Linked DNA regions of Homo sapiens: region 1 is linked to region 2. The links are chromatin loops, found by intact Hi-C in ENCODE. Cell type or tissue: prostate gland. All regions are shown on one strand. Links, peaks and the distances in the headings refer to the core of each region. The heading gives the core; the rest is flanking DNA. Region 1 has its middle 27 kb from the start of PRLHR. Region 2 overlaps CACUL1 (CDK2 associated cullin domain 1).

The links. Hi-C counts contacts between places; a loop is a spot of excess contacts. Peaks named below come from ENCODE experiments on the same cell type or tissue, not always from the same donor. Only the 100,000 strongest peaks of a DNase experiment are listed, where the experiment ranks them.
Region 1: a loop joins it to region 2, with 2.0 times the contacts of the local background. A loop is called at or near these places in 2 of 110 quality-filtered maps.

What each region holds. Positions count from the first base shown.
Region 1 is chr10:118,617,675-118,626,747 of GRCh38, forward strand. No RefSeq gene overlaps it. Among named protein-coding and RNA genes, the nearest start is that of PRLHR, 27 kb to the left of the region's middle. In prostate gland, for the core only: no CTCF peak of the experiment used is centred there; a DNase peak (open chromatin) is centred at 3,807.
Region 2 is chr10:118,690,010-118,699,082 of GRCh38, forward strand. CACUL1 (CDK2 associated cullin domain 1) reads right to left here. Exons shown (of 9, transcript NM_153810.5): 6 at 5,132-5,221; 7 at 1,256-1,394. Among named protein-coding and RNA genes, the nearest start is that of CACUL1, 60 kb to the right of the region's middle. In prostate gland, for the core only: no CTCF peak of the experiment used is centred there; no DNase peak of the experiment used is centred there.

The DNA.
Region 1 (9,073 bases), core at 702-8,701, 72 kb before region 2:
AAGCCACATCTAGGAGGAAAAGTTGAAGGCACTGAGGCTGTTTAAGTTAAAAAGAAACAAAAGAATAGCAGTTAATAAGACTTAGGTGCAGAGAGAGGAAAGATTCAGGGGCCCAAGAAAAATATATTAATAAGATTATCTTGAATACAAAGATTTCTGCAAACCTATTGTTTATTCATACAAAGAATGTAGCCAAAAGAATTGTTTATACTCAGAAATATTCTTTATGAATATATTTTCTTGACTCTACTTTCAGATGAATTAATTATATTCAACAAATAGATCATCCTAGGGCTCTAGTCTTATGAGTATTTCTTATAAATATGTTCCTGTTTCCCAGTTTTCCTGCTTGCTCCTCTGGGACTCTCCTCTCTCTGCCCCCATCATCGTTTACTGTTTTCAGCCTCTGGTTTTGGCAACAGGGAGCCAGGGGAAAGACTGAATATTTCTTAAAATACTGCTATGAAGACAAAGGGAAAACCAGTAAATTAAAACTACCCAGGTTTATTTTATTTTATTGTTAGTAAATGTGGTGAGTTGATAGTTGAGCATTCAGCTTATTTGATTTTCTATGAATTAACCTGGTGGCAGGTAATGTGGAAAAGTTATCGTGACATGAGGGTTTGGGTTGGCTACCAGTCCAGTAGGAACTCTGTGAGGAGTAGTTAGTAAGAAAGCTAACTCATATTTAGACAACATTATTAATTTTTTTATTTTTATGTATGTATGTGTATATGTATTTCGGAGACACGGTCTCACACTGTTGCCAGACTGGAGTGCAGATGCATGATCTTAACTCACTGCAGCCTCGAACTCCTGGGATCAAGCAATCCTCCCACCTCAGCATCCTGAGTAGCTAGGACTACAGGTACATGCCACCATGCCTAGCTAATTTTTTTATTTTTAGTGGCAATGACAACATCTCATTATTTTGCCCAGGTTGATCTCAAACTCCTGGGCTCAAGCAGTCCTCCTGCCTCAGCCTCCCAAAGCACTGGGATTACAGGCATGAGCCACTGTGCCCAGCCAGGCAACATTATTAATAATAATGGCCTTTGCCCATGACCACAGTTGATTGAGTCAGAGGTGGGCAGCTGACCCAAGCAAGGCCAATCAGAATTCTTCCCTAAGACTTTTCAAATTGAGATTGAGAAAGAGAATGAGCCTTCCCTAAGTTATAATCCTTGAGAAGAAGTAAGACAGGGAACAGTAGGCAGGCTTGTTTCTCAGAGGTGAAATAAGCCCCCATCTTCAGGGAGAGAAAGGAGCTGACTGGCAGAGAGCAGCAAAGAGCACAGAGCAAGAGAGTCCTGGCAGAGTCCCAGCACCTGGATCCTGCTCTTCCTGAAGCCCACCTGCATCCTTGTCCTGCCCAAAGGAAGGGGTGGCCAGTTCCAACCTGAGGGGATGGGTCAGGTTGTGCTTGGAGTGAGTCTCAGAAGATAAGAAAGAAAATGCCAGCTGGGTGCGGTGGCTCACGCCTGTAATCCCAGCACTTTGGGAGGCCGAGGCGGGCGGATCACGAGGTCAGGAGATCGAGACCATCCTGGCTAACACAGCGAAACCCCATCTCTACTAAAAATACAAAAAATTAGCCGGACATGGTGGCAGGCGCCTGTAGTCCCAGCTACTCGAGAGGCTGAGGCAGGAGAATGGCGTGAACCTGGGAGGCGGAGCTTGCGGTGAGCGGAGATCGTGCCAGCCTGGGCGACAGAGCGAGACTCTGTCTCAGAAAAAAAACAAAAGAAAGAAAGAAAATGCCAGACCAGAAGTACCAGAGGCACCAGCTGCTAAGTGGAGTTGGCAGTGGGGAGACTCAGACGCCCAGAGAAGGCAGGCTGGGGAGGCAGGGCCAGATCTGGAAGGAACCTGTAACCACGCTAAGGAGTTTGCGCTTTATTCTCTAAGAACCAGGACCCATTGGTGAGTCTTACACAGGAAAGTAGAGTTTCTTCAGGCAGGAGTCTGGAGGGTGAATTGCAGTGGGGAAAGGCAGGAACGAGGGTGCCCTGTGGGAGGCTGCTGCAGAGGTCCAGGTGACAGGGTGGAGAGCCCAAACAGGGTGGAGAGAAGTGACACAGAGGAGCATTGCTAACTCCCTGGACCACCCCACTTCCCATCTCTGGGTGGGTCAAACTTCTGGGCAGTGGGAGAGAGCAGCCTTCTGGATGGTTTCACAGGCTACCTTAGAGAGCACATGCCTACCTGTGCCCAGCCTGGGTTCCTCAAATGCTAGATTTCCTTCCAAACACACTAGGTAGCAGGCATGGCCAGACAACCTGGATATTTATTCCAAGGCCTCTATCAGAGCCGATAGGAGAACCCCAGGCCAGCAGCTCCCAGGAGGCGCTCTCTCTCTTTTCTGGACACACGGACTTCATGACACATTCTTTGTCTATCACACATCCCAAATTCCTGTGCCCAGGTAGTCCCCACAAAGTGGAGCCACCCACACCACATGGGCCCTGCCTCTGATTACAGTTCACCTACCTCCCTGCCTTGGCTTATCTTTGTTTTAATGCCAGGGTGGTAAAATGGGGACCTGTTGCCAGGACAATGCAGAGTGGCATGTGCCTTAACAGGGCCATGTGACTCTGAGACTTTGTCTGATGTCCACCACGTCCCCAGCCACCACCCCACCTGGGCTGCCTCCTCGCGTTTCCCCCACTTCCTCCAATTTGCCTCATTCCTTCCCCTCAAGGTCTGCAGAGCCAGCACCTTCCTTCTGAATCTGCTCCTTTAGCTCCTATGTCTACTGGCAAACTTGATGCATTTCCCCTCCTCCTAAATCTGAGATCCATGTCCCTTCCGACATCAATCACTCTGCCCAACCCCCTTGCACTTTTGACAAGTGGCATTCTAAACTATCTGTCTCAAAAAAGAGTCAGATGTGATTATTTCTCCCATCCATCCTTTTAGCTGCATTTTTCCCTCATATTGCTCTGCCCTAATATAATACCAATAAAACAATAATGAGAATCCCACTGATGTAATTTCTCTTATTATGCCATATAATGGACCCCCAAGCCTCTTCCAGCCCAATTGCTATATCCAGATGCTTTTTTTTTCCACCACTGCACATAAAGGGCTTTGACTTGCTTCTCTGTCCCTTTGTTCCGGTAGCTCATGCCCCTGCCATCTTTCACCATGGCTTTATAAGTGCTGAGTTGCCCATTGTGTAGGTAGGCTGCTTTCCAGATGAAGGCAAAGTTCCTTTTTTTATTCACTGCATTTCAGGGCCTTTTGGATGTCAAGAGGGATGTCCTTAAAAGCACCTGTTTCTTGGGCAGGAACAGATACAATGTACTTCAGGAACACTCTGTGACTTGTTGGCTCGTCTACATAGAGCTCTCTCCATCCTTGCAATTGGCCACAGCACAAGGGGAGGCTTCTCAGATGACCCATCCCTCACTTCCTTCCTCTGGGGCTACCCTAGTACCCTGAAGGTGGGAATGCAGATGTGGGCACATGCATTTCAACAGACCCAGTTGCAAACAGACGTCGAAACCAAGGGGCTTCCACGCAGCAACTTGTGGACATGGCCATCATACCTTCCCGAAGGGATCTGAGATCTGTCCCCAGGGCCACTGCTTCAACTTCCAGTTGAACAGCAAGATGGGCTTCTATTTCCCACTTAGGACACAACCTTCCTTCTCTTACAGCCATGTTCAGAACTAGATGAGATCCAGCCCACACCCACTTCTGGACCAGCTGTCCCATAACAGTTCCCACATGGCTGGGGCCCTGATGACATCCTGCAGCCCTGTCAGTCACCAGTCACCAACCCCGGCCGCCAGCGAGCTCACAGCATGCACCAGACACATTACTCACAACCCTCCTCCTTTCACGTGTATCTGTATACATTGGTACCACCCTGTTAAAAATAATCCACCTTCCCCATAAGAACAGTCCGTTCCTCTCCTGGCTAAACACACAGAGCTTGTGTTTAAATAACTGTTTCCTTCAAGAATTGTAAGTTCCCATTTCCTTGTCTGTTTTTAACTTTTGGCTCAGCTTCCTGGAATTTACTTCAAACTGTGTAGATGTAGACATGACCTGCCCGAGGGCATCATTTGAGAACTAACCAGCTGAAAAGAGAAACTCAAATCTCTCCCCGGGGAAACATCAAAGAGCCCTCAACATAGAGCACCCAGTGTCATTGAAAAAAAAAAAACTCATACACCTGCAAAAGATAAAAATGAAAGGGAGAGTGCCACAGAAGATATTAGCTCTTGAAGTTTTGCTGGAAACTCTTCTCTGATTTTCTCCACTTGAGCTCCATATTTGAATTTGTTTTCTATTCCTGAAATTGTTTCTTCACCTTTGTCAATATTCATTTCCCTATCCCAGGCATCTTTAGAGTTGAGCTCTAGTTTCTCAGAGGAACATGGATACACACGTATTACCTTAGTGTTGTTGCCCCATAATTCCTTATACTCACTGAGACTATCAAAAAAGGAGAATAAGGCCAGGCATAGTGGCTCATGCCTGTAATCCCAGCACTTTGGGAGGCCGAGGCGGGCGGATCACGAGGTCAGGAGATCGAGACCATCCTGGCTAACATGGTGAAACCCCGTCTCTACTAAAAATACAAAAAATTAGCCGGGTGTAGCGGCGGGCACCTGTAGTACCAGCTACTCGGGAGGCTGAGGCAGGAGAATGGCATGAACCCAGGAGGCAGAGGTTGCAGTGAGCGGAGATCGTGCCACTGTACTCTAGCCTGGGAGAAAGAGTGAGACCCTGTCTCAAAAAAAAAAAAAAAAGGAGAATCAAATTAATATCCACTTACCTAAGAAACATGCTGTGGTGGCTGGGCACGATGGCTCACACCTGTAATCCCAGCACTTTGGAAGGCCGAGGCGGGAAGATCACCTGAGGTCAGGAGTTCGAGACCAGACTGGCCAACATAGTGAAACCCCATCTCTACTAAAAATACAAAATTAGCCAGGCATGGTGGCACACACCTGTAATCTCAGCTACTCGGGAGGCTGAGGCAGGAGAATCGCTTGAACCCGGGAGGTGGAAGTTGTAGTGAGTGGAGGTCGTGCCACTGCACTCCAGCCTGGGTGAGAGAGCAAGACTCTGTCTCAAAAAAAAAAAAAAAAAATCAGAAATGTGCTGTGGCAGAGACTGTTCCGTCTTCACCAAACTCTGTTTCGTTTTTCTCCTGAACATGAGCCAGGCTGTATTTCTCAGCCTTCTGTGCAGTTAGGGGGCACATGTGACTAAGTACTGGCCAAGGGAATGAGGGTGGGATTGGTGGACACCACTTCATGATCTTCTCCCCTAAAAAACCTCCTTCATGACCTTTTCCCTTCTGCTTGCTGAAAGGAAAGAGGACAAAACCTTAGAGGAGCAAAGACTCACATCTTGGAAGAAACCTGGGCCCCTTAATGACAGTGCAGAGCAGACTAAACCTTGTCCCCACTTCCCAGTGACCACTACTTAAGCCACACTGAACCGTGACATGAGCAAGAAATACAATTTGACTGTATTAAGGCACTGAGATTTGAGAAGTTTTGTCATATCAATTATTCTACCACAAATTACACATGTGCCAGGTAAGACAATTTCAAAACTTCCACCCAACGAGTTTACATAGAACAACTTCCATTGCTCATATATCTTCCATATTGACTATGCTGTGTCCCTCAAGAATCAATCCACAAAAGGCAAAGACACAACCCAGTTATGACATTTCAGTTCCAATTCTGTGGTCAGCTTACATTCAGATATTTCCCAGTGTCATTACAAATAATAACTATTGTTTTTATCTCATCCCCAAGAGTTTTGATAACCACACTAAAACATGAAATAAAACAAAATTCAACGTCACAACTACAGTAAGTTTGGGTGCAAATATCTCAATGTTTGCACGGATGAATTCAATGTCTCCATGCCTACACCCTTAATGCTCCTCCACTGAGAACCCTCCTTATCAAGGGGCCTCAGCTGAGACCGTTTCTCCACTCCGACTCTATACTTTTTCTCTCCAAGACCCCTGGATCTATAAAGGCAAGAGCGATATGGTTTGGCTCTGTGTCCCTGCCCAAATTTCATGTTGAATTGTAATCCCCAGTGTTGGAGGAGGGGCCTGGTGGGAAGTGATTGGATCACGCGGGCGGATTTCCCCCTTGCTGTTCTCGTGATGGTGAGTGAGTCCTCACGAGATCTGATGGTTTTATAAATGGCAGCTTTCCCTACCCTCTTCTCACTCTCTCGCCATCTTGTGAAGGAAGTGTCTGTTTTCCCCTTTGCCTTCTGCCATGATTGTAAGTTTCCTGAGGTCTCCCCAGCCCTGCAGAACTGTGAGTCAATTAAACCTCTTTTCTTTATATTAGGTTGGTACCAAAGTAATTGTGATGTTTGCCATTGAAAGTAATTGGAAAAGTAACAAATTATCCAGTCTCAGGTGTGTCTTTATAGCAGTGTTAAAACGAACTAATTCAAGGAGCCTTTTTGTTAGGGGCTCCTGAGCTGTAAGGCAGTTGCCCCTGTCTGCACTGCATCTGATTGGATGCCACCCCATCATTGCCCAGTGCCTTTCTAGGGGGAAACCATGAGGAGTGGTGCCTTCCTCTTTTTGGCTCCTCGCTTGCTTGCTCTATCACAGTATATGAGGAAAGGCTTGATTGTTACTTTTGGTTTGGTTCTGTGTCCTAATTAACCCCCTCAACAGCTGGCAGCTCAACAGTTTTTTCTTAACTGCCGGAGTTTGTCTCTATGGCTCCCACCCAAGCAATTTCAGAAACGCAAATGCATCCAATTCAAATGCATCTTGGAGTTAAGGCCCAGTTCTCCGTTTTCCTTGTCTCTCTTTTGTTGTGTGTGTGTTCCTCTCCTTCTCCAATTCTTTCTCTCCTGAAAGTCTGGCTGGACCACCACATTTCTCCTGAGTTTATCAGCTGAGCTCCTAGGAGTTTGTATTTAATATTAGCTAATAGTTATACGTTTCCTATCATCCCGTATCATGGATATCCTCCTGATCAGTTGCACTCACTCAGGCTGAGAAAATAAGTTATGACCTAGAGGAAGGGAAAAGGCTAAGAGGTAGATTCCAGGGGCTCTGGCTTGTGTGATGAAAGGAGAAATTTGCTTAGGGGAAGATGATTGTTTCACTTTGGGATGGGCTGTGTTTGAGTTGCTGTCATCCAACCAGCTGGAGATGCCCAGTGTGGATTAATGAATCGGCTTGGTGGGTGCTTTCCAGTACAGATGGAAGATTAAAGCCATGGATCGCCTGCCAAGCACGTGTCCCAGGGACTTCTGCACCCTGGGAGCAGTTGGGACACGTGGACTTTGGGGATGGAGCCCATTCCACAAAAAATAAAAAGAGGTACTCATGTCAGAGGCATTAGAACCAGAGCGACTCCATCTTGAGTGAGGGCTAGGAAAAATGAGGCTGGGGCTTGCTGGGCTGCATTCCCAGAAAGGTATTATTCCTAGCCTCTAGATGTTTATGGTTAAGTGAACAGATTGATAACATTTACTAAACAGACCCAGACTTAGGAGTGTTCTGATATCCCAGTCTCTTAACAGAAGAAGTCCTAATTTCCCTTTAAAGATAATATTGATTCTTGCAAAATATAGTAATTAAGAAAACTAATCCTTTATCACAGACCCTTGTAGGAGAGCACATCTCCCCATTATCTTTTTTTATCCTATATACTTATAAAGTATTGTACCTAGGTTGGACACATTCCTCCTCTTACTTTCGGGAACGCCCTACTCTATGGAGTAGCTGTTCTTTCACCACTTAACTTTCTTAATAAACTTGCTTTTGCTTTGTCCTGTGGACTCACTCTGAATTCATTCTTGTGTGAGATCCAAGAACACTCTTGGGGTCTGGATCTAGACCCCTTTCCTGTAACACTAACAAAGCCTCTTGCCACCCAGCAAAGTGTGAGAAGGACAATCACATTTCTACCAGAGAAACAAGCCCTGCATCTTGCACTGTGCCCTTTCAGTGAGAAAACAAAGCAGAAAATCAGAGCTCTGCTTCCAAGGAGACGCCTCCCCTGCAGGGTCAGAGTGACCTGAGCTCACTTGAACTGTTTTTTCCCCACCACAATAAGGACTCTCTAGAAACACAATTATCTTCACGTGGCCAACACTGGGCTCTTTGGCCAAGACAGCTGAATAAAGACCCTGTTATTGAACCAACCTGGGGTCCGCATGCCAGGTAGAGTAAGGATAGAACATCCACACTGAGGTTTGCAGCAGAAGACAGGAAGGCATTTATTTGCCGGGCAGCATTGCCCGATTTTCCTTACTTGGTGCCTGGCAAAAATGCCTTCCTCTCTTCCTTACTTGGTGACTAGCAAATAATCCTGACCTCACTGATGGTTTGCAGGTAAGAATTTTTAAAGGCAGGGATCAGCTTCAGGAAAGCAGAAATTACAGGCAAAATTGTAAATCAGTAGATGAAGTTTACACATTGGTTTTGGCCTAAAAGGGTAGGATATCTTGACATGGCGGCTTACATGTTAATAGGTAGATTCAAAGATTTTCTGATTTGCAATTGGTTAAGGAAGAGAAGCTTTATTTAAAAACTGGGGGTCAGGCTGGCCATGGTGGCTCACACCTGTAATCCCAGCACTTCGGGAGGCTGAGGCAGGTGGATCACTTGAGGTCAGGAGTTTGAGACCAGCCTGGTCAACATGGCGAAACCCCGTCTCTACTAAAAATACAAAAATTAGCCAGGCGTGGTGGCACATGCCTGTAGTCCCACTACTTGGGAGGCTGAGGCAGGAGAATTGCTTGAACCCGGGAGGCAGAGGTTGCAGTGAACTGAGATCACGCCACTGCACTCCAGCCTGGGCAATGGAGCAAGGCTCCATCTCAAAAAATAATAACAAAATAAAAACTGGAGGTTAGCAGAAAATGTTAGCTCCGGCTCCTGGGTGTGACTTCCTCTAGACCCCTCAGGAAGAAATTTAGAAGAAAGAACAGTGGTCTGAGGTCAGTCCTCAGTTCCCCTTTATCTGAGGTCTACGAGCCAGTCTGGTGGGGGTCCAGGTTTCTGAGAAACAACTTGGGGACATATAGTAAGATGTTGCCTTTGGTTTCTATA
Region 2 (9,073 bases), core at 545-8,544:
TTTAAGAATACTGGGCCGGGTGCAGTGGCTTACACCTGTAATCCCAGCACTTTGGGAGGCCAAGTGTATCACTTGAGGTCAGGAGATCGAGACCATCCTGGCTAACAAGGTGAAACCCCGTCTCTACTAAAAATACAAAAAATTAGCCGGGCGCGGTGGCGGGCGCCTGTAGTCCCAGCTACTCGGGAGGCTGAGGCAGGAGAATGGCGTGAACCCGGGAAGCGGAGCTTGCAGTGAGCCGAGATTGCGCCACTGCAGTCCGCAGTCCGGCCTGGGCGACAGAGCGAGACTCCGTCTCAAAAAAAAAAAAAAAAAAAAAAAAGAGTAAGGATTATAAAAATGGAAGCTATTACTGTGACCTTAAATGATTTGCTGATACAGGCTATTTTCTCATGGGGAATCACAAAAATTGTATTAAAATGTATTTTAGTTGAAAAATGCACTCTGCAAGATTTTTTGGGATATGACCACGTTAATTAAGCGCAAAAACTTTAGAAAAATTATCAAAACCAAGAAAGGTAAATAAAGAGATGCCCTACTTAAGAAGAAACCACTAGAATTTAGGGCAAAAGGGGAAGTATGAAATACAGAATTTAAAGCCTCTATGCTAGGTTAGTCATAAAAGTACATTATAACAGATCATAAAAGTTCTATATGCACAGGACTAATACAAGAAAATCAAAGTTGAAAGAGCTCCTGGAGCTTGCCCACCTAACTGCTCACCCAGTGGGAAATCCCTTCTTCAAAATGTATGGGCCGGGCATGGTGGCTCATGCCTATGATCCCAGCACTTTGGGAGGCCTAGGCAGGCGGATCACTTGAGGTCAGGAGTTTGAAACCAGCCTGGCCAACATGGTGAAACCCCATCTCTACTAAAAATACAAAACAATTAGCCAGGTGTGGTGGTGGCACACGCCTGTAATCCCAGCTACTTGGGAGGCTAAGGCAGGAGAACTGCTTGAACCCAGGAGGTGGAGGTTGTGGTAAGCCGAGATTGTGCCACTGCATTCCAGCCTAGAAAACGGAGCAAGACTCCATCTCAAAAACAAAACGTACGTAATGAAGAGCAGCTTCCACAAAATCAAAACCTAGCTTCAACATTTCTACAGACAAGGAGCTAATGTCTTCTTGCAGCAGCAAGACTCTTGGCCAGTTACCTCCCATTCTCAGAACCTTACCATTTCTCCCATGTCAAGCCAGACTGGCCTAGGGAAATGGACATATTTGACCACTAAAGGAAAAAAAAACAACTTGCCTTGTAAAACCATTCTGTATAAGTTCTCTTTGAAATTTCTGATCTTGAGCAGCATATTCAGAAAGTTCAGATTCCACCGCCGGAGGGAGAATGTTTGGAATAAATTTAGAAAATAGAGTTGGAGCCATCTGAACCCACTCTGTGAGGAAAGGAAACAATTCATTAAGGAAATCATATAAACACACCAAATTAAATGGAAAAGGGAAAGTTTTCTTTTAAAATATATAGTAAGCCAAATTTAAGCAGGGGAAAAAATTAGTGCAATCCCATTCTGGTAAAGAACATACAAAGTTAAATTTCCCTTCTAAAAAGAATTTTACAGGCCGGGTGCGGCGGCTCACACCTGTAATCCTAGCACTTTGGGAGGCCGAGGCAGGTGGATCACGAGGTCAGGAGATCGAGACCATCCTGGCTAACATGGTGAAACCCCATCTCTACTAAAAATACAAAAAATTAGCCAGACACGGTGGCGGGCACCTGTAGTCCCAGCTACTCAGGAGGCTGAGGCAGGAGAATGGCGTGAACCTGGGAGGCGGAGCTTGCAGTGAGCCGAGATCGCACCACTGCACTCCAGCCTGGGCGACAGAGCGAGACTCCGTCTCAAAAAAAAAAAAAAAAAAAAAAAAGAAAAAGAATTTTATAGTATGAAGAAAGCCATTTTTACTTTACTGATTTAACAGAATTTAGTGAAAACCCCTAGGGAATTTTTGAACAAATCTTACAGAAAATTATAAGTATGGAGGAAAACATGAATGTGATTACCAAACAATTCTGAGTGGGAGGGGACTTGGTGTAAATATCAGCCTTATTAGCCATTAATTAAAACAATATATAGCCCAAGAATAGAACAGTACAAATAATAAGTAGACATATTTAAAAAAAGAGGCAGCACAAAAGGTAGGAGGGACTGAACGTTTAATAAGTGGGCTGGAGGTAACTGGTTAGTACTTTGAAAATATTTTTTGAGCCATGTTCAATTACAGCAAATATATATAAACAACAGTAAAAAAAAAAGTGGTTATCAAATCATTTTTTAAAAGCTCAGGAGACTATAGAAAATAAGGCAAAGAAGTCACAAGAAAACACTTGCACCAGATATGACAAAGATGAATTAGTATCTTTATTATAACGAATATGTACAGATCAGTAAGACCAGATAAATGAGTGAAAGAACCTATAATAATAGAAACAGAATAGCCCTGTTAATATTTAAAAAAATTCAAGCTAAAATAAATATACTCTCTCCTTTTTATTCAGTGAACATTAAAGAGAATTAACACCCACCTGTATCAAGGGCATGGGGAAACCAGTATTTCCCTTCCTTGGTGGTGGTCCTCAATTAACACTATTACTCATTTTGAATTGTTTTAATCTAGCCCTTTTACATTTTTCCTCTTGGAAAACATTTTGGCTACACATGTCAAAAACTATAAAAATATTAATGCTCTTGAATCACTTTAAAAACGATAATCTGAGTAAATGATTATAAATCAGAAAAAGCCACGCTTGATGCTGTGGAACATTTGCTCTGTGGTAAGTAAAAAAGTAGAAGTTAATAAAACGTCTAACAGGAGAATAGCTAATTAAAGCTGGCAAATAAGCACTGCAAATGATACAAGGACCAATCCATTCAGTCACGCCTTGGGAGAAACTCGTGGCAAAATGCTTCCCTCCTTCCAGTCCAGCTCAAATATGGCTTCACTAAGAGTCTCAATACAGTGCTACAGAGAACCACTAATCAGTCACAGCTGGCAAAGTCAAACCCATCTGCCACAAAATAAAGATGAAGAAACAAAGTGTGTGTATTAAATGAAAACGGGCAGAATAGGATTGCTGGAACTATTTCTAAAGAATGGATGCCAAAAATGGTAAGTCATGAGAATCTCCAAGGATTACAGCCCAGGAATCTAGAGTTTAAAAAGCCTTCTTAAGTGACTCAGATGCAGTCATACAAAGACCAGCACTTGCGAACTACTGCAGTAGAACAAACTTTTGCTTTCAAAATTCAACTTTTAAAATATTCTAATCTTAATCTGTCAGGTGAATAAAATGGCTTTAATAAAGCAGGAACATAATGGGTACTGGCAAAACATGTAAATGTCAAAATATGTTTTCAAGTATCTCAGAAAATGTGCAGGGCAGCAAAAGGTTAGTATGTGATAAAATTCACCTTTTCAAAAGGACAATTCTCAAATATAGAATTCTCCTTACAAGTAGTATAAATCCTATTACAAGAGCTTGAACCTGGATAAAATAGCATTTAGATAAACATGTACCCACAATACTTTTCTACCTTTAGTGATAAACTTTATTTTGCAATTTTGTTACGTATGATAAAAGCCAGTGCTTATAAGCTGCCTACTTGGGAGGCAGAATTTGTCATACTGCACTTAGATGCTTTCAAAGGAAAAAAAATCATTCATAACCTGGTACACACACTATTTCAGGAGCCATCTTCATCACACTGCTGTAAAATTCTGAGAAACTAAATACAGAAAAGTATCAGTTTATTGGACATATGCAATAAAATCTTTACTACTTTATACAAGTAATTTCTGTTAAAAGTCACAGAAAGTAAAGCTCAAACCCTAGATCCAAATTTAACAATAAATTTGAATACTCTAGATGTCATTAATCATTTAAAGTAGCCTAAGGGTTTTGTTTTGTTTTGATGGAGTCTCACTCTATCGCCCAGGCTGGAGTGCAGTGGTACAATCAGCTCAGGAAGTAGCTGGGACTACAGGCGCCCGCCACCATACCAGGCTAATTTTTTCTATTTTTAGTAGAGACGAGGTTTCACCGTGTTAGCCAGGATGGTCTGGATCTCCTGACCTCGTGATCTGCCCGCCTCGGCCTCCCAAAGTGCTGGGGATCACAGGTGTGAGCCACCACACCCAGCCTAAGAAGGTATTTCTAAAATCAGTCTACCAGTACCAGTTTTCACTTGGTTTCCATTTTAGCTTGCTAAATTCTGACAGGTCGTTTAATTAAGCAAACAAGCCATCAATTAATTAAAATAACCATTAAACTCAAATGGATAGTAATAACAGCAGTGAATGTTTGCATGCTTATTATGTTATCAGGTACTGTGCGTTAAGCTCTTTATATCATGTTTTATTTCATTTAATCCTCAAACAACAAAAGAATTTCACAAAAAGGTAATTACTATCTAAAAAGCATTCCTTGTATTTATAGATTGTAGAACAACGTTCTATCCTGATAACTTTTGTAATCTCTCTCCCATGGACATTTATAAGTTGCTAGACAACTCTATGACAAGTTTGAGGTTCCGGCTTATAGAAAGATATATACAAAAGCTCCTTGGGATTCCTTTAAATTTATAATGTTTTATTCTAAGATAGAGAGACACATTAAGAATTTAAAAACCATGCTTTTGACTATAGTGATCTTTGGTATTTGCTTTGGTTCTTGTGATTGTCTCTCTCCCCAGAACATCCTTACAAAATGACTGTAACTTTACCAACACTTCTAGATTCTTCGCAAGTTACTTAACAGGCCTAAGAAGACGGGGTTGTGAATGTGGATGTCTGTAAGTATGTGCAGCGTGAGGCAGGAAGTAAAGAAGAAACTAAGACCAAACATGAGATTCAATTTTATCCAAAGTGTATCCTACAATTTATTTCTTGTATTTCCCTCACAGGTTCTGCAAAAACCACACTAGTTGGTTTCCACTAGCAGAGAACATTCCAACTGAGCTCTGAGTTTACATTTCACAATGATGAGTATCTACTCAATTTTTTTGCTCCAGCAAATCCAAGTACCATTAAGCCTCACAAAACACATACAGAACCACTGCCCTCTTGGAAAAGGCTGTAACAAACAGTTCCAATCCCAACAGAAATGAGAAATGTTTACCTGGTCTGAGGGTATACAGGCCTTTCACAATATTTGCCATAGTTGAAGGTGTGACCTGAAATGGTGTTGACTGGGCTTCTAAAAGTAAAGCTGAAATAAGAAAACAGGTTAAAAAGAATGTAACACATATTGACTGTCAAGATTTCTCTATTACTGTTTCTCCCAAAGACTCCTGAAACATAAACAATTGTAAGAAAGGAACAGTCCAATAAACCAATCAAATGTTTATATACTAAGGATTTTATTTTTTTAATCCACTGCAGTAGCTAAAATACGTGAAGGTCTGCTGGCCACTAATGGAAATGAATCAATTCATGAAGGTTCTGAAAAGTAAGTAAAGCTTTCTAAAAGCACTAGTATAATGTATCATGAATGATACATTATAAGTGAGTTGAAAGTGCTTCCATTACATTTGGAGAATAAAGTATCATATGATAATCTCCCTCAATCATTTCTCCTTCCCCCAAAACACCATTAGTAATTATTTGGTAACTGTGATCAGAGACAGAAATTCATTTCCACAAATGCTATAGCTACATCTACTATTTTCTTACAAGAGCTAAGGGCAAGGGATGATAATGGCTCATCTTTCTCATTTTCATGTCTTTGGTGACCCTGACTCTGAACATGACAACAGAGACAGTTTTCTTTTAGGTTATCTACTGCCACACAAACATTTTTAAGAAGTTTTTAACGAGTAAGAATAATTCCTCTAGATAAGATCACTAACAAATACAAGTGAATTCCATTGATAAGTGAACACAACAGATACTACTGACCTAAAATGATTCATTTTTAATTTATCTCAAAGAGCTGCATTTGCTAATAACAACAAAAAACTTAGTAGGATTTTACCCTCAGCCAGGCTTGTAACATCACATATAAACTGATTTTGTTCTGTTCATGCCTTTCTAAAAAGAGAAATGCCATCTTACTAGGCCAATAAGGATTTTACAGTCTCAAACGTACAATTTGAGTTATGTTTGAATATATATGATGGCCATCAGAGATGCACTCACTGTTCAAGTCTATCCTTCCAATTTTATCATCAGTAGATAGTTACAATTTTGAATGGCACAGACCACCAGGGGTGTCCAGTCTTTTGGCTCCCCTGGCCCACACTAGAAGAAGAACTGTCTTGGGCCACACATAAAATACACTAACGACAGCTGATGAGCTTAAAAAAAAATTGCAAAAAAACTCGTTTTAAGAAAATTTACAGGCTGGCACAGTGGCTCACGCCTGTAATCCCAACACTTTGGGAGGCTGAGGCAGGTGGAACACAAGGTCAGGAGTTCAAGACCAACCTGGCCAACTTGGTGAAACCCCCGTCTCTACTAAAAATACAAAAAAATTGGCTAGGCGTGGCGGCAGGCGCCTGTAATCCCAGCTACTCAGGAGGCTGAGGCAGAGAATTGCTTGAACCTGGGAGGCGGAGGCTGCAGTGAGCCAAGATCCCGCTACTGCACTCCAGCTTGGGTAACACAGCGAGACACTATCTAATAAAAAAAAAAGTTTACGAATTTGTGTTGGGCAGCATTCAAAGCCATACTAGGCCGCATGCGGCCCGCAGGCCATGGGTTGAACAAGCTTGGCATAGACAAATGCTAAGCATTTCAGAAAATCATGTTGCTTTAAAATGCAGTGTTTAAAAATTTAAATTCTAAGTGTTAGGTTTTCAAAGTTCTCTCTATTAATCCATCTTCCTAACCTTTTCACCATTTTGGCCTCCAATTAGCCTTGCTCCCACTAACTCTTCGTATTCAACCACATATTCATTATGTGGTCAAGTATATACATTTGCAAACAACTCCTACCATAACTGAAATCCCCTATGTCAAATTTGATAAAGAAATGATAAATATAATACAAAGATATATACATAAAATGTACAGAAATTAATTTGAAATAAATTTAAAATGATTTTAGGAAAACAGTGTTTAAAACTTAAAAGATTTTCTAGTTAATCTCCCCTTTTAAGGAAAAAGAAATGGGAGTTTGGGGGTGGTAACTTGAGAGAGAAAAGAGTACTGAGCATTTAGTAAGTGCTACGTACTTTACATATATTTAATTCTCACAAGCTTTATCATCTACCTTTTTATTTTTAACAAGTGAGGAAACTGAGGCCAAAATAAAAACTCATCACTGAATAATTCATCTGAAGTCACAGAGCTAGCTAGAGGCAGAAGAAGTTTGAGAACTTGTGTTTCACTCTAAATTCTGTACTCTACTTCACCATACCAACACTGAAATGCTTGCTTATACGCAACAATCATCCCACAGATATCAATAAGCCGTATAGTTTAAACACTAGAATAGATAACTTCTAATCCTAAAATCTAGACAGGTTAAGTGTCTTGCTGAAAGTCACACACCTTTTGATACCTGAATTGGGACCAGAACCAAGCTCCTCTGCTCTTTCAAGTATTCCTCAGTGCTACACACTTGCTCAGGAGACTCTCTCCTTTATTAATGTGAAAAGCAATTCATAAAACTGAAAATACTCTTGGCTTCAAAAAATTTCAAACTACAATGGTTTGATCTAAAAGGCAGAACTGCCTAAGAAAATTAACTAAAACGTAACTATTTAGAACACTGTGCAAACTGAACTATAAATCTGCTGCTGCAAAAGTCAACACACTATATTTTCCCAGGAAATTTTCTATCATTAATTAACCCCATGCTACACATTTGTTACATTTGCTCAGAATCACCAACATACGACGTAAATACTTTAACAATAGAGCCTAGTAGTTTACTTTCAGCCAAAAATAGAAGCCACTTTATTTTATAAGCAAATATGCATAAAAATGATTATACCATGGAGCCGATAGAAAACTAGTTTTATTCCCAGTAAGAAGTCATTGTCTTCATTCATGAAACATACTAATAATGAATAATATGGGGCAATCAAGAACTGATTCTTTATTAACAGACAGTATTCATTTTACATTTTTGTGTTGTTTTTAAGACGTGGCTCCCAAATTCTTCTGACAAACCTCTTTTGCTTTTTTTTTTTTTTTTGAGACGGAGTCTCACTCTGTAGCCAGGCTGGAGTGCAGTGGCGATCTTGGCTCACTGCAACCTCTGACTCCTGGGTTCAAGTGATTCTCCTGCCTCAGCCTCCCAAGTAGCTGGGATTACAGGCACGTGCCACCACACCCGGCTAATTTTTGTATTTTTAGTAGAGACAGGGTTTCACCATGTTGACCAGGCTGGTCTCGATCTCCTGACCTCAAGTGATCCGCCTGCCTCGGCCTCCCAAAGTGCTGGGATTACAGGTGTGAGCCATCGCGCCCAGCCGACATGCCTTTTATCAAGAGGTGGGATACATTCCTCTCCTGGAATTTGGGCTCTGTGACCCTCGCCCAGCAGAATACAGCAAAAGTGGCACTGTGCCAGTTTCTGAGCCGAGGACCTAAGATACCAGCAATTTCCATTTCCTGTATCTTGAGATACTCACTCATGAAGGAAACACAGAGGAACCAAAAGCTAGCACCAACCTACCAGCCACGTGAATGAGTCACACTGAAAGTGCCAGCCCCCAGCTGAGCCACATCAGACAATGCTGAGCAGAACAGAGATAAGCTACCCCACCCCAAGCCCTCCCAAACTGCAGAGCAAAATAAAAGACTGTTGTTTTAAGCCACTGTATTTTTGGATGATTTGTTATACACCGATAATAAATGGAACACTAGTTTTCCAGATCTATCTGAAGCCACGGGAAGGAAATTACTGATCAGATTGTAGAAAGTTACAGAAATTGAATGTAGTTATTTTTTTGCTGCAGTAAAGGGGTAAGTAATATAAAAATGTGTAAGTAGAAACGACATTAATAGCTGTGCTATTCTGGTTTAAACTTTAACCTCTCTTTGTCTCCGTTTCTCCATCTATAAAATGGAGGTAATGACTATACCTATCTTATAGGGTTAGGAGAATTAA